Linked DNA regions of Homo sapiens: all the other regions are linked to region 1. Evidence: chromatin loops called from intact Hi-C (ENCODE). Cell type or tissue: heart left ventricle. All regions are shown on one strand.

Region 1 (8,000 bases):
ATCTGGCCTTCTCTCAGGAAGGGCAGGCATTAAATGGCCCTTTGGTCTGGCTGAGTCATTTTCTAAGCAAGGCCTTTTCCTCACCTGTAATACAAAGATAATAAACCCCATTCATCTAATGTTAAGTATTCCCATAGAAAGGATCTAAAATAGGGCATGTGAAACTCAATTCATCAATGCTGCTTGCTGTTATAGAACATTCTAGACAAGAAAATCCAATGGTCCACTGCCCACTTTCCTGCTGCGGTTCCGTCAAACTGTGGCTAGAATCTCAACGGGAAGAGTAAACAGAACAAGTCTCAGAACGAAGAAATGCAAAAGCCCAGAGACAGACGGGTTCACCGAGTCCTTGTGCTCCTATGGGGTCTTGGTCTGCTGTCCACCCCGCGGGGGCAGGAAGACAACCCTGCAGCTGTGATTCTACAAAGATCACCTTTAAAATGGCAGAGGAAATAGCAGCTAAAGTCAGAGATGTTCTTTGGGTTCAGGAGGAGAGTGTAAGGTGGAAAGTGGAAGAGAGAGAGACAGAGACAGAAGCAGAAGAGAGAGAGAGGCATAGAGCGAGAGGGAAAGATGGATACAGAGAGAAGAGAGAGGAAGAGAGATAGGAGAGCAAGAGGGGGTTAGAAAGATGGAGAAAAAGAGAAAGAGAAAGAAAGAGAGACAGACAAAGACAAAAAGAGAAAGAAAGGGAGAGAGAGAGAGGGATACAGAGAGAAAGATAGAGAGAGAGAGGAGAAAGAGCTGGGCATGGAGGAAGAGAGAGAGAGAGGAAAAAGGAGGTAGGAAGGGAGTCAGCTCCAAAGGAGAGGGCCTGAAAATCTCTGTTTCCCATTACCTAGCTTCTCTCATCACTTTTCCTGGGAGCTGTGAACCAGGAAGGAAGTAGGGAGGAGTCGCAGGATAGGGTAATTGACAGCCGGCCTCTGGCATGTACCCTGTTGGTCACCCTGTGACCCTGGGTGATGATCTAGCCTCAGTGGCTGGGTCTCCTCATCTGTAAAATGTGGACAACAATGCCTCATTCATACAGTTTCTCTGAGATTAAAGGAGATGTCCCAAAAAGAGCTGCCCAGTTTATAGACCTGAGCTGATCCTCGTCCCAGCTGGGAAATAGGAGGGAACGGACTTCACAGACAATGAAAGAAGCCAAGTGATCCTTGCTGAGGAGCAGGTGGTGGCCTGGAATCTAGATCTGTGCACTTCCCAGAAATGTGCTGGGGGCCCTGATTCCAGTGCAGGAAAATCAGACGCTAAAGGGGCTGTGAGAAGTGGAGAGCGGCTATTGGCCCCTCAAGGTTATGTTGAAAGCTTCTTATGAAGGAGAAGAAAACACACGAAGCTCCAGGAGTGAAGCAACTCATTCCCAGATGTGCTCACAGAGAACAGTGGTGTCTGCTTCTTTGCCAGCCATGTGACCTAAAAGATTGGTGACTCTTACAAACATGCACCATATCTCTTCCAGAATGCTTCCAATTGTGAAATCCAATCCGCTTACGATCTGCTTGCTTAAAAAACCAGCTGGAGAGGAACCTACCCATCTTCCTGCTGTACAGACAAGCCCAAGATTGCTGATCCACCCCCCAGAGATTTTATTTAAAAATGTTTGAATCACTTTTATCAAAAGTCAAGGAGACACCATCAACCATTGCATTTTTGTCTTAGAAACCTAACTGCAGGAGGATAAATTTGTGACATTTATGAAAAATGATTTTATAGTAGACAGGTATGAAACTTGAAGGAAATCTTGTCCTGAAGCTAAATCTGTGGTATTTATTTTAATAAATGACTTGCTCAATGAGTGAACAAAGAAGCAAACGTCAAACATACCTTCCAGGGTCCAGGAGTGAGCACTGTGAGCCCTCCCTGAGCTTCCCTAGCCACCCTTGCCTGACCTCCATCATCAGTTCCCCCAGGCCCACTGAAATCAGCTCATCTGCTCATTGACTGATCTTCTCCAAGGGCTTCTGGAAGGCAGGCCTGTAGCTAGTTCATGTTCTAGACCAAGTATTTGATATTCTAATTATTCAGCATCTCTGCACATGCCACTCAGGTGATCCTTAGAGCTAGGAATAGATTCAGGGTTACATTATATTGCCTTTTTTGACCCCAAATCTTGGAACTGGGACAAAACAAAAGTTTCTGACTTCAAGCCTGGATTCCTCACGCTTTCAAAGCATCCACATCTGAACAGCGTAGGAATCAACATTTCATAGAAGAGAAACAATTAACATAAGAAAAACTAGCCAACTTCTCCAGCAAGCAAAATAACCAGTGAAAGTAACAATTGCTCTTCATTTTTAAACACCAAATTAGCAAAGATTTTAAAAGTGAAAATATTTCCAAATGAAAGGGCATGTAGTTAAAGAGACATTTTCGAACATTGCCATGATCAATTCTAAATTTTTCTCAGTAAATCAATTTGGCAAAATACAACTTAATACCATGTTTTATTAGGTGCTTATACATATGAAATGTTTATTTCTTTAAAATTCAAACGGTAGTGCCCAGTAAATTTGATAAAAGGATGCCTGCTTTCCTTTGTTGTACTTCACCTAGTATTTGGTAAACTCTCGCCACAAGTAGACAGAGAGCATAACCTGAGTGGGGCCATGGACTCCACTAGGATGACAAGGACCCTTAATATCATGTCACAAAATTAATGAACTCTCAAATAGAATCCACGCAGACAGCTTAGTCTGCAAATGGCACGCCAGGCTAAACCTCTCACCCGGCTCATCCATGTGGGTTGGTAAGAGTCTAAAGCCAGAAGTGAGGACCAGGGGAAGAAAGGAGAGGAAATAAAAGGTGACCACCTTCCCGGAGAAAGAGCCCTCTAAGCACATTCTTGTGCTCCTGTTGGTGCTGTTTATTATCTCTTCCTCAAAAATCCTCTGCTTGTTTCCTGGTTAAATGCATTCCTTGGCAGGGAGGCCTCCCCACTTCTTCCTGGTCTAATTGACTCCATAGTCCTATCTCTCTCCATCTCTCTCTACAGTTGTATTTCCTCTTTCTACTAAAACACATGCCAGCTATTGGCAAAGAATAATACTATGAGTAGCAATAGTAGCAGTAGCAGCATCAGCAGTAGTAGTAATAGCAGTAGGAACAATGGCAGTATTAGCAGCAGCAGTAGTAGTAATAGTGATAGTGATGGTAGCGTCAGCAGCCATAGCTGTAGTAGCAGTGGCAGTAGTAGCAGTGATATTAGTGCTAGCATTAGTAGCAGCATTAGTAGCAATAGCACTAGTAGTAGTTGTGGTGGCAGTGGCAGTATTAGCTGCAGTAGCAGTAGTATTAGCAGTAGCAATAGTAGGAGCAGGAATGGCAATAGCAGAAGCAGCAGTTCTAGTAGTACTGGTGGTAGCAGGAGCAGGAACAGCAGCACTATTAGTGGTAGCATTAGCAGCAGCAATAGCAATAGTATTACAGTAGTGATAGCGGCAGTATTAGTAGTACTAGTAGCAGTGGTGGTATTAGCAGCAATAGTAGCACTGGTAGGTAACAGTAACAGTAGTAGCAGGAGCAACAAGGCTCACAGTAACAGTAGCAGGAGCAGCCATAGTGGGAGTAATAGGGGTTTGATAAATGTGGCCTATTTGATCACCAATCAGAGCTATGTAATATAATGCTATAATGTTGATGATAATGTTTCACGTTTATGAATCCTCAGCAAGTACCAGGAATTTGTCCCACATGAAGTCATTTCATTCTCATAAAAACCCTGGAGGGAGTTGCTGTTATTGTGACTATTTTACAGAAGAGTAAAGCAAGCTTTCAGAGGTTAAGCCCCTTCCCCAAGGTTACACAGCTAGCATATGGCCTCCTCCAACCAGAGAGAAGGCCTGTGTGGGGTCCTGCTTGGTGCTGCGCATGTCCACACCAGCCTGTCTTCTGAATGGGCATCTGCAGGGAGGGGTGTGGATATCGCAGTATGAAATGTCTTGCTGGACAATTCCCAGGTATTCCCTGGTCAAGGCCTCTTGCCTGATGGAATGGATTATCTGGGGTCAAGGAGCCACATTTGCAGCCTCTGCAAGGTGATTCTGCCTTGGCAGGCCTGTTTCCAAGCACTCTGTGTGATTCTTATGATGTCTGAGGCTGGAGACACCAGGCCAACAAAGGTTCCCGAAGTCGAGCAAGAACTGGAGTCCCCCGTGGGCTTGCTAGAACTCACACTGCAGGGCCCATCCAGGGTTGACAACTCCGTAGGTAAAGGCCCAGCTGAGAATGTGCATTTCTAACAGTTCCCGGGTGATGTTGTGCTGCTGGTCCAGGGACACTGTGAAGCCAGCTTCTTGGAAGAATGCCCTCCTCACATCTCAAGTACTCACAGTCTCTTGGCCTAACATTCGTGTTTCATTCTAAGGACCGGCACACCAAGAGGACAACAGACTTACTGTGAGAATGACATGTGATAGATTGTCATGAGTAATACTTGTTTGTTCTGGGTGTCTATAAACAGGACTGGGGTCCTATGTGATTCACTGTGCACAAGGCTGGCCCCCTCCCCATCACCCATGGGCCTGTACCATCTCTGAGTATGAGAATGTAATTGAGAAACTCTGACCTATAAATAAAAATCACAAGTCTATCTCCTGACCTTGACCTCACCTCCATCCTCCCTCACCCTTTCCACACAGCAGCATCGCCTGGTCTGACTACAGAACAGTAGCCTAGTAGCAGGCGTGGATCCGTGCCCTTGCTCTGGGGAATGCCTTCCTTCCTCGCAGCCCGAACCTCGTCCCTTCTAGCCCGTTAGTCAGCAGCCAGCGGCTTGAGAACATTGCGTACCCAGTCCCAGGAGAGCTCTGACCGCCAGCCGGTGCTTCCTACTGTTTACATGGCTCTGTCCCTCATGGGGCTGTGTGTTCTTGAAAATAGTAACTGGGTCATATTCTCTAAAACTTTAGCACAAAAACAATGGTAGTAGACTTTCTATAAACATGCATTGAATTAATGTTTTTCATGTTTTTAATTTTTAAAAAATAACACACATGTGACTGATGGCTTTAAACATTTAAGACTTCTTTCCTAACCAATCAGCATACATTTTCCGCCAGCAGATAAGGAGCCATGGAAGGCACTTTGTTCTTACTTGTGCTGTGTTTATCAGGGAGCTGAAAGATACACTCCATGTCTGATCTTAGAAACGTCTGTTTTCTGAAATGTGTGTAGAGGCCCTTCCCTTTGCAAGGAAGCATCTCTCTTTTTTTCCTCTTTCAAAGATAACATAACTAGGCAAGCTATTATTAATTATGACAGTTAATGTTGCCCTGTTTTGACTAGTGATTTATATTTTACAGAATGTATTTATGTTAGCTGCTGCATTTTAACTTTATAGCAGTGCAGCCAGATACCTATTAACAGTATGTTTATTTTACAGATTAGAAAACTGAAACTAAGTCAAGTGGCTGCCAAAAGAAAAAGAAACGTGGTTTCCAACTGAGGTCTGTAATTCCAAAGTCAAGATTTTATTTTAATCTAACTCTATTGGAAGCAAATAGCCAGTTGTCTTCTACTTCTAGAAGAATATGCTAGAAGGTATAAACTAGTATAACTTTCTTAAAACAGCTTCTGCAACCAGGGTATTTGGATAAAGCCCTTGGGAACAAGGGGAGCCTCAAGAGGCACTCAAGTCTGTGATTCTGAAATAGGAGGGAGATTGTGGGGTAGTCACCGAAGTCAAAAAGCTGATCCCCTAAAATCAAAATGACACCCGTTCTATCAAACTTCTCAGAAGATAATAACAATTTACTCATGTTTCTATATGTCTTCCCTAGCCCCTGTTTTGTGTTATTTTCTTCACTCCTGTATCTCCATGCCTTAGATGATTAGAGACATAAGAAGTACTCAATAAGTGTTTGTTTAATTAATAAATAAAATTCAAACTATCCTATTGAATAGGTCTTCTAATATAGACCATAATACTTTTTCCTGATATATTCAGTGAGTGGTTTGCCCATTTTAGTGGACACTTTAATGGCATGTAGGTCTCAGTTCATTAACACAATTCTTTCCTTAAATGCCTGTGCAATCAGGAGCTATGGAGAGAATGAATGGAATATATCCGTGTACAGGTGGAAGAGTCTACCAGTCCTGGCTGGCCCCACTTCTCTCAGGTTTTATCTACAGCTGTCATCAGCAGGATCTTCATGGGAACCATGACGAGGTCCAGCTATCCTCGTGCCTGTGAGAACCCTGGTGCCTTTTCAACCCTACAGCTAAAAGTGTTTCAGTAGCAGAATGGGATTCAAGAGGGTGAATCAGAACTGAAGCCCCTCTGTGGATGACCTCTGGAACCACACCTACAACTGACTAACAACCAGGACATGATCCTTTATGGCACAACTCTTATCATTTTTCCAAACTCTGCCTAGTCTTGGAGCATCGCCCATCAACCTGACAGCCAACTTCATTTAAAGACATAACCCTTGGCCAGGTGTGGTGGCTCATGCCTGTAATCCCAGCACTTTGGTAGTCTGAGGCAGGTGGATTACCTGAGTTCAGGAGTTCGAGACCAGCCTGGCCAACATGATGAAACCCTGTCTCTACTAAAAATACAAAAATTAGCAGGGCATGGTGGTGCGTGCCTGTAATCCCAGCTGCTTGGGAGGCTGAAGCAGGAGAATTGCTTGAGCTTGGGAGGTGGAGGTTGCAGTGAGCCAAGATCATGCCACTGCACTCCAGCCTGGCCGACAGAGTAAGACTCTGTCTCCAAAAAAAAAAAAAAGACATAACCTTTACATCTGCTGAACATTGTGGTCTCAGTTCTGAACCACTTGTTGAAACCTACACCTCATTCTGTACTTCAATTTGTACCTACTTCTCCTGACTTCTAATCTGGGGAACATATTTCTATCTAGTCCTGGCTCTGCACAACTTCCCCAAATGCAACTGTAGCTTTTTTTTCCTACAGTGTCTTTCTATGGTTTCAGCCTTCCTGAGAAATCAACCCAGCCCATCTTACTTGGTTTTTCTGACCTCCTAAGAAATGTTCCCACCAGACACTGCCTTATCTTACAAGCGTGGCCTGAGAGATGAGGACCATGGGATGGGTCATTTTGAAAAAGACAGAAAGAAAATGGGGATATATCTCATGAAACTCTAAGATGAAGTTATTCAATGATCTTTGAAGGAAGAAAAAATAGGCAAGGAAGGATAGAGAGATTTTGAACCAGATGCTGACACCAAGAAATATTAAGGAAGAGGGCCTTCAAAGTCAGGGGATGCCTTTCCTCTCCTCCTGCTGTGGTCTGCACTCCTCTCTGTTATGGCATCCATTGATCACTCTGTGCTGTAATTATCTACTTATTGATTGGCATTCCTCATCAGGCCATGAGATTTTTAAAGTCAGAGTCCATGTCTTAACTGTTTTTGTATGTATAATAATTGTAGCAGTGCCTGGCACATAGCAAATTCTCAGAATACTGACCGAATGAAGAAAAAGAAGAGCAATAAAATAAGAGTGTGTGGTTCATCAAATACTGTAGAGCTGACTATCATGAGCATACTTCAATGGGGACCACTTTTCACATTGCTTAGTTTCTCACATCATTACTTACGTATTTCTCTCCAATGAATACCAATTATTTCCAAAGTAGGAAACATGAACTATTAGAGCTACGGAGCGTCTATACTAATTCTCTCTTTCTGTGAGTGAGTCTTTGCAGAGACAGACTGAAGCTGACAGCTGCTCTGAAGCTATTTGGAGCTCTCCTGTCTCCCAATCAATCTCAGTGGTGCTGCAACACTGCTCAAACCCTGGGAGGAAATCAAAGAGCATCCTGCTTCTTGCAACAGGGCCTTACTCTTTAAGTCTGACCCTGTGTTCATTCCATTCACATAAATCTAGCAATAAAATATCATGCACAGGATGTGGTATAGGTGGTTTGTTGGGCTCCAGAAAACTTTGATTGATTGGTTTAAAATAAATTAGTTCTGAGAATGGCTTATTTTTGTTTTCTCTGAGCCCTTGCACTCCCCATCTTTCTGCTCTC
Region 2 (8,000 bases), 150 kb after region 1:
CTGAATTCCCGAAGTGGAGTTTATTACAAAGAGCATTCATTTAGACGAGAAGTACTTGTATACAATTTTGTATGGTTTCCGTGGAAAAAGTGAATAGAACTGTGTTGCAGTATTGTGGTTTTAAGGCCTAAATTGACAATCAGCCTTTGTGAATTTGCATGAAAATTTATGCCCACATGACATCTTTTCTACTAAAGAAAGCTTTTGTTTTTCACACTTAGTACTGAACCTGGAAAGCTAATATCCATGTGGATAATCCCAAAGGAGCTGGTGTGTTTAACTGTGTTGATTTTGTATGATCAGGAATGAATAAAAATAAAGCATGTTAGAATTTCAGAGATGGAGAGGAACTTATGGTCTCCTACTTACCTTGCATTCTTGGCATTTGGGGCCCAGATCACCTAAAGACCCCCCTGCACTATCTAATTTCCTCTGCAACTCCATCTCATCCAGACACCCCCTCTTGGCTGTTGGTGTACCAGCACCCCCTTAAGAGCCCCCTGCTTCAGGGTCTTTGCCCTCACTTCTATCTTCTCCTGAATCACGTTTACTTCTCCTCCCAGATGGCTGCTCAAATGTCAACCTAGAAATAAAAACACCTCTAACCACCCTGAAAAAACAGCCACCACCTCAGGCTCAGCACTTCCTGCACTTAAGCCTGTTTTTCTTTTTGCCAAAGCTTTCACTGTTATCTGAAAAAATATATACATTTCCATGTTTAAAATGTATTATCTGACTCTCTTTGTTCTTTGCTGCATCTCTACACCCAAGAATAGTTCCTGGCACATTACTGACATTCATCAAATGTCTTTTGAATGACTAAATAAGTGAAGATGATGGGGTCCTCAGTATTCTGAACCCTAACAGAGTCATAGTTTCTCAAATTGACTTGTGCCTTTCCTGCAATTTCAATCCAAGCTAAAAGTTTAAAAGTGGCATAAGGGCTGCCCAGGTAATATGAATTCATCACATGAAGGAATATTATATCTTTGAAGGCAGTGACTATTGTATTTTACCTCCTTGAGTGAGAATACATCTGTCTCAAAGAAAAGAATCAAGTCTCATTAGGGAGATAGTGCTGGCCAAACCAATCAGAACCATCCTTTGGGAAAAGATGTTTTAGAACTGACTCTTCTTTGACCATCCCAATTTGAAATCTGTGTCTTTAGGGGCTTTTAACCACATTAAGTCATGACTGAGTGGTTAACTGTAGTGTCTTTGAGGCATAGGGATGGCAGGGATGAGGCAGGAGCCCTCCATCAGGAGTTTACATCTAGGGAAGACTTCTTTTCTTAATTGAACTACAAGAAGAACTCATATTTCTCATGCCTATTTTTCAACCCAAACATAAACAAATGGGAGAATATGGTGGGAGCAGGGTGTATCCCACACTCCACAGAGAAGGGTGAGGATCCAGTTGAGAAGGACATCCCTGCAGAAGGAACAGGAGACACCAACAAAAATGTGACGAGACTGTAAAGTCTCAATAAATATCCTGACTTTGCCCTCTCCCTCTGAGATGTAACAAGACTCTGTTGAAGTGGGAGTGTTAGGCCATTCTTGCTATAAATAAATACCTGAGACTGGGTAATTTATAAATAACAGGTTCAGTTGGCTCATAGTTCTGCAGGTTGTGTAGGAAGCATGGCACCGACATCTGGTCAGCTTCTGGGGAGGCCTCCAGGAGCTTATACTGATGGTGGAAGGCAAAGTAAGAGCAGGCATCGCTCACAGGGGAGGCACCACACTTTACAGCAATCAGATCTCATGGTAACTCACTCACTATCTGAGGACAGCACCAGACCATGAGGGATCACCCCCATGAGCCAAATACCTCCTACCGGGCCCCACCTCCAATACTGAGGATTATAATTCAACATGAGACTTGGGTGGGGACAAATACCAAACTGTATCAGTGGGTTTTCCTTCCTATGGTAAAAAAAAATCAGCTTCTTCTTATCCCCAGCTGTGGTGGTAATATTCTGGAAAGCCAGCCTTTAATAAGCGTGCAAAGGCTGTGTTTTTCCCTTGGTGGGTAGAGGCAAGGAAAGGAAAAAGACATGGGGCTAGCACACTGCCTGCCTGCTGTGGATCTGGAGCTAGCCTGGGCCCAGGGACCATGAGGGGAATGAGGACTATTTCTACCATAGAGGAGCATAAGGCCTTCTTAGGGAGAAAGATATGTAAACAACACTTAATGCAATGGAAGTCACATGAGAAAGGGGACTGTAGCTTGTGGAGGAGGCGAAGGAAGATTAGACAGACTGCAATTGGCCTCATTTTAGCAGATGAGGAGATAAAATAGGAGGGAAATAACAGTCTTTAGAGTGAAAGCAGAACTCTACAGAGCTGACACTAAGGCCTGCACCCTTCCCTGTGTCACATGGCATGAGACAAAACATTCATGCACGATGCAGTGGGGCATGGTCTGTGTTACTGTCGCCTGGCTCATGCTTTAAGACACAGACTCCTACTCCTGAGGAGGAATGTGTCCAAGGGAGTGCAGGGGCCCTGTGGAACAAGAGGAGGCTCGCTGGTCTCCCTTTGGCCTTGACTGATGTTGCTGAGAAGAGAGCCCCTTCACTCAGGCGTCTTCAGGGCTCCCGCAGCTGGGGCCTCGCTCTGTGTACTGTTCTGGAGATTGCTGAGGCTAAATATTACTGCAGCTGGGAACACTCAGGAAGCTTGTTCCCTTACAAATGGCAATCTTTACTCAGGTACCTGAGGAGCAAAATGGCAATCCGTGTAGCATAATGCAGAGAGAGTCCACAGGATTCTCCTGCTCTCTGGAATACCACCCCAGAACACGTCCTCCCTTGTGCTTTCTCCCATGCCCATCAGACTTGGCTGTGGGCACAAGGGAAGGAGGAGTCAGGATGGGAACCAGAGCTGTCATGGGAAGACAGCACAGGCCACGCAGCACCAGGTAAACTGGATAAATTGGAAGACGGTAGTGAATCTGCAGCCACACGATGAAGAGTTTTAAAGGGGATGAAAAGGAGACACAGGTGGAGCATATTTCCACTGAGCACAGAAAAAGAGAACAGTAATTTCCTTTACATGTCTATTTGGAAATCATTGAGTATTTATAATATATGAGAAAGAGGTTGGAATACACTCAAGAGTACATTAAAAAATATAAAACCTGATTCTTTTTTGCAAAGGATTTACAACCCCAATAATTAACCATGATGCATTGCATGTAAAATGCCAAAAAAGTGATACAAAATATTCTACAAAGGAGGAAGACGTGTTGAAATTTGTTAAGCATCTGTTAGAGCTGTCACTTAGTATGAGCAAGTTAATTTAATCTTTACGCAACCTTAGATTATAGGTGTAATGAATATTATTTTGCAGATTAGGTAATCATGTCCCAGAAATGTCAAGTAAGTTACCAATGTCACTCAGCTAGCCCGTGGAAGAGGTAGGCTTCCCACTCTCCCTAGAGCAATTGCTCTTTCTCTTGGAAAGAAAAGTCTCCTGCATCTAAGTCAAAGCACGGGAGTTAATCATGCAGCTGATTTTAGAATCACAGGCTCCCTAAGTCAGTGTGGGTCATCTGCTTAAGACCCTGGTCATCTAACAGAGAGACATCCACGCAGGAGTGAAGGCCATGGCCTACAGTAGATTTTGTAATGAGAAGTCACTCAAGCCTGAATGATGACAGAAATCACAGAGAGGAAATGGAATACACTGTTGAGATGCTAAGTCCCAAAGAGGTCAGTCATGCCTGGTGAAGTAAGTTTTGAGAGTGAATTGGTATGTGGGAAACATGTGGTGAAGACAAGGGGTTGAAAGCTGAGGCTTGAGTAAGGCCAAATGGATTCAGTGCTGAAGGCCCACATTTTGATTATGTTGGCTGTACAGCACCATGACTCAGTTATCTGTTTTTTTTTTTTTTAGATGGAGTCTCACTCTGTCGCCAGGCTGGAGGGCAGTGGCACGAGCTCAGCTCACTGCAACCTCCGCCTCCGGGTTCAAGCGATTCTCCTGTCTCAGCATCCTGAGTAGCTGGGACTACAGGCATGTGCCACCACGCCCAGCTAATTTTTGTGTTTTTAGTAGAGATGGGGGTTTCATCATGTTGGTCAGGATGGTCTCGATCTCTTGACCTCGTGATCCGCCTGCCTCGGCCTCCCCAAAGTGCTGGGATTACAGGTGTGAGCCACTGTGCCCAGCTGACTCAGTTATCTTTTTAAAGCACCTCTGCATGCTGGATCAACCTGTGAGATGCATCTGCAGAACATCTTGAACGTGCCTGACTCAGAGTCTCTTGGAAGATGTCCAATGCTGAAACCTTGCTTGATCCAAGGCAGCATGGTTCATATTCTTATATAGTATAATTATAATGATTATATTTTAAATTAAATTCATTTGGGATAAAAAAGGTAAACTAAAAGATATGTGTTGGGAGGTAATAAATCTCCAAATACATTGTTGTCCCTAGATTCAGTATTGAATAACTTTGATTTTATATGCTTTTAAAATGTACTGAAACCTCTTAATAATTGCTGGTTTTTCCAACGAGAGGCTTGATGTCAAAAATAAGCCGGGAATACCTAGTGTTCCAGCTCCATATTCTACCCTGCACATAAAAATAGGCTTTTGAAGTCCAGCAGAGCCAGGTAAAGGGAAAAGATGTTGCAAATAGACTCTCAAGTCATCTACTCTGACTCCACCAAAACCCACAAGTGAAGCAATGATTTATGATCTGACTCACAATTGAAGAGTCTGCACAGAAAGAAAAAAAAAACAAAAACAAATTAATAACCATAAAGAGGAAGTGCATATTTCCTACACTTCATTATTTTTTCTTTTTATCTACCATCCCATCAAGCCTGGCAGTGATCGAGCAGGGTGAAATCATTGTTTCTTTTTTATAAATCAACATGGGTAATGTTTGAGTGCAGAAAGATCTGGTATTTCACTATTTATGGGTGCATAGCTCTGTCTGTACTCACAGTTCCAACAGCACGTTCACTTACTTTTAACTTCTGACTCAAAGTAACCCTGCAGAATCTGTATTCTTATCCCACTTTGCAAATTAGGAAAATGAGCCTCACATTGGTTTACACACACGTGACAATGAAACAATTATTGCTTGGGTGAGAAGGGCAGTGAATGCTATAATACGATAGTTTCCAAAAATTTCCAAGTTGGAAGCTTCTGGGATAGGCAAACGAGACAAAGTAAATACATTTTCTTGTAGTTAGGATATAAGGTTCTGAAATCAGACAGTCTGGATTCAAAACCCAGTGCTGCTGCCTTACCCATTTTCTCTAAGTTCCAGTTTCTTCACCTGAAAAATAGGAATTGCGTAGTACCTTTAAAAATGTAGATATAATAATATGGCAAAATAATGGAAAGAATTATGTGAGGATAAAGCACAGGTGATAAAAAATTATTAAAGGAAATTTTACCTAGTATTTGATATTCTTTACACAGTTTAGTGATACAGAAATTATTTATTATTTCTCTTGTCAAGAGTGGGATTATAGATCAACAACTGGGAACACTAACTGTCCAGCAGAAGATGAAAAGTCAGAGTCCCTTGGGAGCCCTGACGCTACCAGAACTAACAGAGACAGGAGTGCTGATCAGATGTCAGAGACAGGAGTGCTGATCAGATGTCAGAATCTGGCCAGTGTAGTGAAACCATAAAAGATGCAGACATTTCCAAACACAAGCTGACACTGGGACCGAGAACCACCTCTTTCCTACAGCACCCAACCACTCTCCCAAGTCTGGGCATCAGACATTGCCATGGCTGGCTTCCCACCCAATCTTTAAGGTGCATTTCCATCTCTTCAGTTCAAATTAGCAGGAAATTCAAGAAGATGCTTGCAAGTCAAGGCAATGGATCCTTGGGGCAATGGGGACAGAGGAAGGGACTTGCATACGAGAGGCTAAACTGGGCTAAAAAGAAGAGTTCAAGAAGTGGATAGAGAGAATTTGGAAGTGGAGAAAAGAAGAGGTGACATGAGCAAAGGTACACAAGGCAGACTTTGACACCATGGTGCTGGCCTCACCGGGCCTCTATGGTGGTGTCCCCTCATAGGACTCAGGCAGGAAACATGACAGTGTAGGGAGAAAGACACAACAAACCCTTTTGTCTCCCCTCCTGCCTCTTGGGTTTCTCAGTGAAGATTCTGTTGGCAAGATAAAAAGGAATTACAACAATCAATCTTCTTTTGGTGTTTGTTTTTCTTCTCTCTCCTTTTGGGAGCATTGCTTTGTGTCTGGCTGTGAGTTCAGTCCACAGACACAGTAGGATTTTGAGTCATTCCCCTCAGGCTTTCATTCTGGCACTGGTAAATGCTACTCATGAGACAGTGGACCTTGCTTTTATCACCTTTAAAGGGAAATAACAATACATATCTCTTTCTGGGTTACTGGGAGGGATAAACTCTTGTGGAACACATTACTCAGATTGTGCTTCATAAAAGACACTTTCTAATCCTTGACATAGCTTGAGCCATAATCAAACATAGCACGGAATGGCAAATAGAGGCTCAATAAACATTTATTGGAGAAGAAAAGAAACATGAATAAACCAAATGAATAAAGTACATCAATTTGGGCTTAAATAGAGACACATCCTAAAGATAAGACTGTAAGGCAAGGATATAGGCCATGGATAAGACAAATGCCAAGCCCCTGTTTTCACTGGTAAACCAAGGCCAGCTGAAAGGACAGGACTACACAAAACACACAAGGCAAAATCCCTATGTCCCCACCACCCTGTCCTCAGTAAAGAAAGTTTCTTGGAAACATCTGAAATCTATGCGGAGCCACGGAAGAAACATAGCAAAAAAGAAAGAAATTACACTTGAGAAGGCTTTATCTAGTTAAATAAAATTACACTAAAATTTAAAAATAAATAAATAAATAAAGGATTCAAAACTCAAATTTAGAAGAAGGCTAGATTGTTGTTGTGTTGTTGTTGCTTTTTCTTCATCCAGAAGACAGAACCAGAGTCGCTGGATGGGATGACTTCATGCGCAAGACAGGAAGGAAGTGGGTCCCACAGACTCATGCCAAGAGTCTCGCAACCCCCTTAAGGGCAAACATTCCCAGCACACCAATCCTGTCACAGCCAGGCCAGCCAACCCTCATACTGAATCCCTCACCTTGAGAAAGTCTACTGTTTTGATGTAATCATCAAAGGCTAATGGAAAAGAATAATATTATTTCATAGTTTAAGAGTAAAGAAAGAGACATCTGGAATTAACTTTGAATGAGAAAGATACTTATCTCATAGGCTACATGGAGAAAAAAAGGGAGTAAAGCCCCCTGGGCAGTATTCAACATTGAGGACAGAACACTGAAAACATACATTATTTTAATCACTGAGGTGCAAAAAGAAAAAAAAAGAAAAAATGTGTTCTCTAAAAATCAGGCCTTTTTATCCACCACCGTTTCTGATTTGCATTGACCTATTTCCTTTTTAGAGGAAAATGGGCTGAAAAAAAATTTTAAAATAAGCTTTAGAACCAGACAAACACAGGTCAGATTCTGAGTTTTCACTGAAATAAGCTGGATGGTATCAGGCAAAGTGGTTCTAATTGTGGCCTTGAGTGTAAGATTGCCAGATAAAATACAGGGCACCCAGATCTCAGACAAGCAACAAATAATGTTTTAGTATAAGGATGTCCCCATTCTTATATAAGAATTATTTATTGTTTACCTAAAATTCAAATTTAACCAGGCAGTCTCTATTTTTATTTGTACATCTAGTGACACTCATCTTCGACAGTAGGAATAAAACTATTGACCTGCACTGTCATTTGGAGATTAATAGTGATAGAGATAAATCATGTAGCAGAGGGCCTGACATGTAGGAAATACTCCAAGCAGTAACCATTTAATACTTTTACTTTAATTTCATCCTGAATAAGAATCATGTGTTATAAAGCTGGATATCCCCATTTCAGTGCATGCTTTATTTGGATTCATTTTTATTAAATGTGAGGTGAAAAAATTTCATAGTAGAGGAAAGG
Region 3 (8,000 bases), 440 kb after region 1:
TTTGTGTTGTCTCTGCATTTGTTCATATCCCAGGATATACCGCTACACACCTCCAGGTATGTCATCCTAGGAAACAAACGGGCTCAAGCCATTTCCAAACCTTCAACACCCCAAGGCAATTAAAACAAGACAAAACGAAGTCCCTGGTAACTTCTGCATGGTACAGGGCCGGTTGTTTCCAGCATGGTTCACAAGCCCTTAACATATGACCACAGTATTGCTACCTTACACACCTCCGCTTTCCCCCTGGCCTCAAAATTTTTGGTTCTAACTTCTTGCCCTTCACCAAGTACTGTGTCATTTTTCACGTGCCTAAGTCCTTACATGCGCTCTTTTCTCTGCCTAGATTGTCCTTCCCCTTATATTGTGCTCAAGAAATAACAAAATGCATGAATGAGTCAGAGCACAGGGTATCTAAGAGCTTCCCCAATAGTTGGCTCCAGGCTTCCTACGTGTGCCCATTGGAGGCCAACCATACATCATTCTGCAGAACTCACACACTGTGTGCTACTTCCCCTGACTTGCTGTGTCATCCATCCCTGCTGGACCCTGAAGTACAGAAGGGCCACCAATCTTTAATCAAACACATATATTGAAATGTGCTCCTGTTTATTAATGGGAGAGCTTTGATTCTGATGATGGGCTCTGACTTGTATCAGCTGGACGAGCTTAGGCTAGTTGCCTAACAATATCTGCCTTCATGTTCTCCTCTATGAACCAGGAACAATAACACACCTGGCAAAGGGCTGTAGTGAGGATTGATATTTGTAAATACTTAGCACTGTCTGTCATAAAGAAACTCTTCCATGAGTGAGTGATCAAAGGGTATGGCCCTGGGGTTAGAGCACAATTGAACTAACTGGAGGCCCTACTGCTTAGTGACTGGATAAACTTGTCAAAGTAAACCATTTAAGCCTCAGTTTCCCCACCTATTAAATAGGAGTGAGGTGGTTGCATTTTCCTTGGGATTATGCATATTAGACACATAGCACTTACAAGGTACTTTGAGTGGAAGCTAACATGCAACAATAATAGCAGCTGCAGCATGCACCATGCTTATCAGCATAGGAGCTGCTCCATGCAGTCTCACTTCAGTCTGTGCTCAGGAATGCTTACTCTTAGTAGCACCAATTCTGCTGTCATCACCGTCATTGTCATCATTATTCCTTTCCTAATCATCGTCACTGTCATCAGCAGCAGCATCATTATCACCATTGCCATCATCATCTTCATCATCATCGTTGTCATCGTCAACATCAACATCCTCATCATCACACATTCACCCTGACTCCTCAGTCTTCTCATCTTCGTTCCTCACCTCATTACTACACTTTGGTAATGTGTGGTAGGCCCCAGAGAATCCAGCCTTGGCCCCTCCAGCCGTGATAAGCACAGTTTGAAGGATCCTGGCCACTCTGCACCACAATTTATGACACCATTCCTTCGAATCAGGATAGGTGGTTGGGCTCGTCACATCTAGCTCACTCTCCTCTAATTCTCCCACAAAATACTAGTCTTATGAGATGCTTTAAAAATTAAAAAATAATACCCTTTGGACATAGTATGAACTATATATTATATCTTTTCCTTGAGATATGTTAATTCCTTTTAGCATATTAAAGGACTGGAGAAATCCCACAGTAAAGAAATATATTTAACTAGTTAATCTATTTAACTGAAATAAAACAAATAACCTTTATCATCAATGATTTCCTAAACCGACTATGAACCTTTCCCCGTGTTTGTGTACATGTGTGTAAAATGCAACAAGAAGGGCTGTGTGCATGCTCTCCCCTTTCTATGTAGACATATGTGTGTGTGTGCATATGTGTGGGGTGCTTCATGCCTTTTTTCTCAGTGTGTGCATGCATGTAATTATGTACTAAGACATACCGAGTGTGTGCCACGTGCTTTCTTTCTGTACATGTGCATGCACATATATACATGTGCTAAGCCATGGGAAGGAGGTATTACACGCCTTTTTCGTTCTGTGCAGTCATGTGGGTGTGTGTAAGTGCATGTGTGCTATACTCCATGCCGTTTGCTTTATAACATTTCTTCCACCCTCACCTCTTTGCCTTCTGTGCTTAGAGTTTCTTTCTTGTTTCAAATGGTTGAATATCAATGTTTCTGTTCTTTCTGACTCTTTCCATCTTTTTCTTCTATTCTATTAGCAAAAGAAAAGTTACCACAAGGGATGGGAACAAGAAAGATAACATTGTGTGCCAAATTGTTTTCCTGCTCTGTTTTTACTCTGTGGGCTCATCTGGATGTCAGTTTTGTTGTTGAACTCATAGGGTTAATTACCTTCCCCTGTCCCTCTTATCTCTTTAAAATCTCCTGAAATCTTTCCATTCTTGGAAAATGCACACACACACATACACGCACTCACTCTTACTCACATACATGTCCTTAGATGTCATGTCCATGGGCCCCAGGTTAAGTGAGATGCTTCACAAGTACAGCGGCTGCCACATTGGTCCCTGAATCCTCAATGCCAGCACAGGGCCAGGCAGACAGTAGGTGAATGTGGAATGAATATGTGAATTAATCAGGAGGGCCAGTGGGGGTCCATTTATCTTTAAGATCATGTGTTGTGTTACTTGGTCAGCAACATGTTTAGGTGGAAAAAGTTAATCTGCTTCAGGTTTCTTGAAACATCCAGGAATACTTTCCCTCAGTCTCTTTTAAAAATGTTTGTTATTATTCACATAAATTCATCCTGCTTCTTTTAATAATTCAGGCTTCTACCACCTAAGGTCAGTATGTACAGTTGCATAGGCTGTGCACTGTTTTTGTTCAGGGTGTCTGGCCAAAGAGAGGAGAGAGAGCTAAAATTCAAGCTTCTTTGCTGGGGCAGGGTAGGTCTGCCTTGAGGAGGAAGCACCTGCCTGCAGTGCTGTGCTTCCCCAGGGGGATGCTTGCTGTAATCTGCACAAAGAAGCAGGGTGGATTCGCCGTGAGCCGCCTACAGGTTACGTAAATCCCTGGGCTACCGTTCTCCAAACTCTAGGTCAAGTTGAGGAAGATGGACACATGCCACCTTTTCATTATGACTTGCTGCGTAGATCAGAATGGGAAAATATTCTGGAAAGAACATCAGCAACAGACACTAGATTTAAGTAGACTATTTCAATCTCCTTTGGTGCTTTCCTACCTGAGCACAGAGTGGGTGAGATGTGGATTTGTGTTGAGGACAGAGAGCCTGAGAGCAATGAAAAGGAAATCAGGAACAGAGGCTGAGCCAGCCACGGGTGGCCCCAGGGGACATCATCATGAACATGAAGCTTTCTGGAAGGCTAGAAGTCGCACTCAGTGGGTGTTTGGGTCTTTATTGCACATCTGTAGTTCCAACCCTTTTCCCTCCCAGGAACTCATGGTGTCCTGTAGTTCTTGTTTACTTTTTCCAAGTGAGAAATCATTCTGCCTTTCTGCCTGCTAACTCCTTTCCTGATGTGAAAGCTCTTTCCCCAATATCAGATTCTCGCTGGCCTTTGTCTTAAAGCAGCCACCATGGAGAACAGGTAGGAACTCGGCTCCCATTCACATGGCCCCTAGCCTCAAAGAAGTAAATTATATCTGTGGGAATCCCTGCTCAGGAGCCCTGCTGACCACACATCTCGCATCTCAGGGCTCTGTTGTGGAAAGGTCCCTCGCAGGCATGACCCACCAAGAATGTTGCCTTTGTTAATTACACCAGTTAACATTGTTAAATGTTTACCATGCCCCAGGCATTGAAATGGGCATTTTACCTTCATTCTTTCATTTGTCACCACAACCCTCTCAGAAGTTACTTAGCATCAGTCTACCTCAGCTTTCTCTTTTATAAAAGAAGAAAACAACACCTGTATTGTGTGGCAAGATTGCTATGATAATAAGAACACCACATTAAAAATACCCAGCAGGGCACCTGGGGTGCACCCAGCTCTCAGCGAGCTGTAGGAACTTCTTTGCTATGACTGGGGCCCTCTGTAAAGTCACATAAGAACAAAATGCAGACATCTGGGCTATATTCAAACAACAGCAAAAGATTGTTCAACATTGGAAGAGCTGGGTTTAGGTGATTTTTTGATATTTTCCTCTTGTGGCCAAATCATATTTGCTGGGTTAATTTTCAAAACTTAGAACAAATTGTCATCTAGTAACTTTTAATGATCTCAGCTTGAGTGTGTTTCCTGCTGTTAGTTCACTCGGAATGTTCTGGGCTGTGTATCAAATGCATTCTCATTGTGTGGTTGCCAGAGAGGAAAAATGCCCATTGTCTTGGCTGTGGCTATTTTTATTTAAATTGCAGTCCAACTTTTAGAAAGTCTTAAGGGTCATAAATGTGAAATGGTGGACAAAGTGCTTTTGAAAAAAAATACATTGTTTTTATTTAAAACAAAAAGTAATGCATGCTCATAAGAGCAAATTTAGGAGACACATAGTATAAAAGAAAAAAAATTAGTTCCATATAGGCCTTTTTCTAAACACAACCACTATTAACTTTTTGGTGAGTTTTTTAATGCAGTTATATAGACAGATATATAGATAGACAACCGATATACAAACAGATTAGATATATATATATATGTGCATGGGTATATGCATATAAATGACAATATATCTCTGGGTAGCTAGTTAGTTATAAATTACTTGCTATGTATAACTGGGGATATGCATATACGTGTGTTGTCAGTGTCATCTGTGTATATATGCTCCTTACAGAAGGTAGTTAGGCATGAGAAGGGCAGGAGAGGCCCCCCACCACCACCCACCAGGAATGTCAGGTGATAGGCGGTTGTTAAACTATCTTTCTAAAATCATAATTGGCCGAAGCCAATGCTCTGTGGTTGTTAAAACTGTTTCTCTAAAATAACAATTGGTCGAAGCCAATGCCAGGGAAAGGCAGTCTCCTAATAGATAGAAAACACCTGAAACAGGTGATCAGCAGCTTCCCGATAAGATCTCAGGAGTTGGGCGAGCGTGCTCAAGCATGTGCATTAAGAGGCAGAATGGCAGACTTTAACTGGAATATGACCTTCCTCTGGGAACTCTCGACTGGTGAGGGAAAGACGCCTCAAGTGAGCATGTGCATAACTTCAGTAAACACACTGCACATGCGCCCCCTCCCAAGTGCTGGCAGGCCACTGCACGTGCAGACAGTCCACGCAGGGGAAGAATCAGGGGAGAAGTAATGCAACCCCAGAAGAATTGCTAACATATAAGACCCCAAGTCAAAGGTCAAACCATGCTTTTAAATCTCTCAAGTCATCCACTTGGCCCTCTTCCAAGGGTACTTCCTTCCGTTCCAGCTCTAAAACTTTTTAGTAAACTTTCACTCTTGCTCTAAAACTTGCCTGGGTCTCTAACTCTGCCTTATGCCCCTTAAGTTGAATTCTTTTTTCTGAGGAGGCAAGAATTGAGATTGCTGCAGACTCATACAGATTCGCAACTGCTAACATGCACACACACACAAATATAAATAATATAAATGACTGGATGTTTGGAGATAGAGACGTAGAGCTAGATGTGTTGAATTACCTTATGAACCTATGTTTTTAAACCTAAAGTTCTAGCAAAAGCATTATTTTATATATTATAATGCTTTTCACGATTGTCATTTCAACATCTGCAATAATAAATGCAATACCCAAAATAATAATATTTCATAGTTTGGAAAAATCACAATTCCAATGACACCTTTTTCTACAATTGGAACTTGAAGTATTTCTCTGGCCAATATTTCTTTAAAGTGCAGAAATAACATCTCTTGCACAAAGGTTTTTAAACTATTTCTTCTTTAGTACCTAAGTTGCTGGATGAAAGAACATGGTCACTTTGGGGGATCCTAGATACATCATAATAAACACTGATTAATCATTGATTTCATTGTTTCTAATATTGTTTGACTATTCTCGTCAGTACACTGACACTTCATTTCCTGCATTCTCCCAAATGCAATTCCTATAATTTTCAAATGAGAATGCTTTTGTGTTTACAATATTAATATATATTCAGTAGGGTTTAAATGCATTAAAGTAGAGTCAAGCAGTCGAGAAAGATTTACTGATAATCTATGTCATGCAAGCCACTTTGCACCTTAAGAAAGAATTCAAGGAAGTGTTGCAGACATACCTCTTCCACTCAAGATTACGGTCTTGTGAGAAGTTTGCCACATAGCCATACCCCATGACGGAAGGGCATTCACAGTACTTACCAGCATCACAGTCTCTTCAAGTTTTCAGAGTCAGAGAATATTCCCTGAAAGACCCCAAACCCAAATGGTGGGTTTTCAAAGACTGGAGAATGTGACAAGAAAAATTGCCTACAGAAGTTCATGGAGAGCGACCATGAACTTCATGAGGAGTGACCTCATGAGCTGAGGATTGACAGGAAGGTTTAAACAGCAATGGATGAGGACAGGTGGCCGAGGGATCAGCACACCCAGGAAGGGTGTAGACTCTATCATTTGGGCTGCAGGGAAGGATGGGGAGCAGCATCTTGAGGGGCTTCCTGAGGGTACTGGGAGCCTGAGAACTTCTGTGGGGCTGCGATGTCAGGGGACTGTCAGAGCAGGAGCTACAGAACAGGCTTTAGCTCAAAGAGCACCACTGGTCATAGTCCACAAGTCCCCAGTTAGGAACATGGAGGGAGGAACCAGTGTGGTAAGTGACACATCCAGGACAGGAGGAAAGAGAAGGCTAGAGAGGCAAAGTGTAGAGCACAAGGGAGTTGAGCTTCCCTGGGCCGCAGCATGAGGAGGCATCCAGCATGGGTCCCAACATGGACATGCCAGAACACAGTCCACCGGCAGATGATCTGGTGAGTTTCCTGAAGTGATTTTCCCTCACAGACTTAACTACAGGGTATTTAAGAACTCACAGAAACTCTTGGCCTCCTGCTTCCCTGTTACCAGCTGAGCCCTGAATCACTGGGCTCATGAACCTGCTTGGTCAGAATCACATCTGGGTGATGCAGAACAGCAGTCCCCAACCCGGAAAATTAGACCTTAGCCTCTTTAGTCACTGCATTGCAAGCCATCCTACAGGCCACCCCTGTTTGTCCAGAACGAGCAGGTCCCTGGTGTGGAGGACTTGGAGGACTGACCTGTCCTGAGCACCATTACCAGGATGAGGTGGCTGTATCCCCAGTTTCTCATCTAGGTAAATGGACTATGGGACTTACTATACAGGGTTATGGTGAGCATTAAAGCATAGAAGGTTTGAAGTGGCTCAGAGTGGAGCTAAATGGAAGTCCATTCCTTTCTTTATCTTTCACAGAAATCTGTTGTTATTTTAGTCATAGCAGCAAGGAATAAAAGCATCTTTTTTCCCACCCTGTCTGGGAAGAAAAATTAAATGTGGCTGAAGAAAAGAGGCCAAGAGTGGATAACTAAAATGATTGTCACAGTTACTTCTTTCCTGAGCAATTCTCCTAGTTCTGCTTAGGAAGTTAATTGTATCCCAACCACCTAAAAACCTCTTGCATATTCAAGTTGCAACAAGGTTGCCGTAAGCAACATGTTTTTTGAGACTGTCAAGTGTGTGACCCATTGGCCACTAGGATTCTCAAAGAGCTTGTTGGAGACACCAGAGGGATGGCAGGAGAGGCTGCTGCAATCTACATCTGAGTGCATAGAAGAGTTCAGTAGAGTCACTCCCTAACTGCAACAAGGAAACCAGAGAGCATGCATTATTCGTGGGAGAATATGAATACAGTTGTAGGAGGAGTCACAGCAATGTAAAATATTTGTGAATGATAAAGGAGTCACTTTGAGTTATTCCCAGGACAAAGCAAGTTTTCTTCCTATCCAAATCCTGTCAGATGTGCCCCATCCTCTGGTGTTGGTGCCCGCCTGGACCTAAGGTGCATTACGCTGATGCCACCTGTGCACTTTCTTCTTCACTGGACCTACGGTAGAAAGGCTGTGCTTGTCCACTGATGTGCCCTCCAGGCCACGCACCCTGCACTCTTCCAAAGACGGGTCCCATGAATCTTTGTTGAGAGAAGGAGCAAAC

The links. Hi-C counts contacts between places; a loop is a spot of excess contacts. Peaks named below come from ENCODE experiments on the same cell type or tissue, not always from the same donor. Only the 100,000 strongest peaks of a DNase experiment are listed, where the experiment ranks them.
Region 2: a loop joins it to region 1, with 2.5 times the contacts of the local background. A loop is called at or near these places in 8 of 110 quality-filtered maps.
Region 3: it touches region 1 in a loop (2.3-fold over the local background); 3 of 110 quality-filtered maps call a loop at or near these places.

The regions. Positions count from the first base shown.
Region 1 is chr7:46,599,205-46,607,204 of GRCh38, forward strand. No RefSeq gene overlaps it. Among named protein-coding and RNA genes, the nearest start is that of IGFBP3, 680 kb to the left of the region's middle. In heart left ventricle, no CTCF peak of the experiment used is centred here; a DNase peak (open chromatin) is centred at 4,797; H3K27ac peaks cover 1,941 bases.
Region 2 is chr7:46,748,280-46,756,279 of GRCh38, forward strand. No RefSeq gene overlaps it. Among named protein-coding and RNA genes, the nearest start is that of SNORD151, 710 kb to the right of the region's middle. In heart left ventricle, no CTCF peak of the experiment used is centred here; no DNase peak of the experiment used is centred here.
Region 3 is chr7:47,035,889-47,043,888 of GRCh38, forward strand. All of the region lies in intron 2 of LOC105375268 (a long non-coding RNA gene), which reads right to left. Among named protein-coding and RNA genes, the nearest start is that of SNORD151, 420 kb to the right of the region's middle. RefSeq lists an enhancer at 3,208-3,990. In heart left ventricle, no CTCF peak of the experiment used is centred here; a DNase peak (open chromatin) is centred at 3,250; H3K27ac peaks cover 2,517 bases.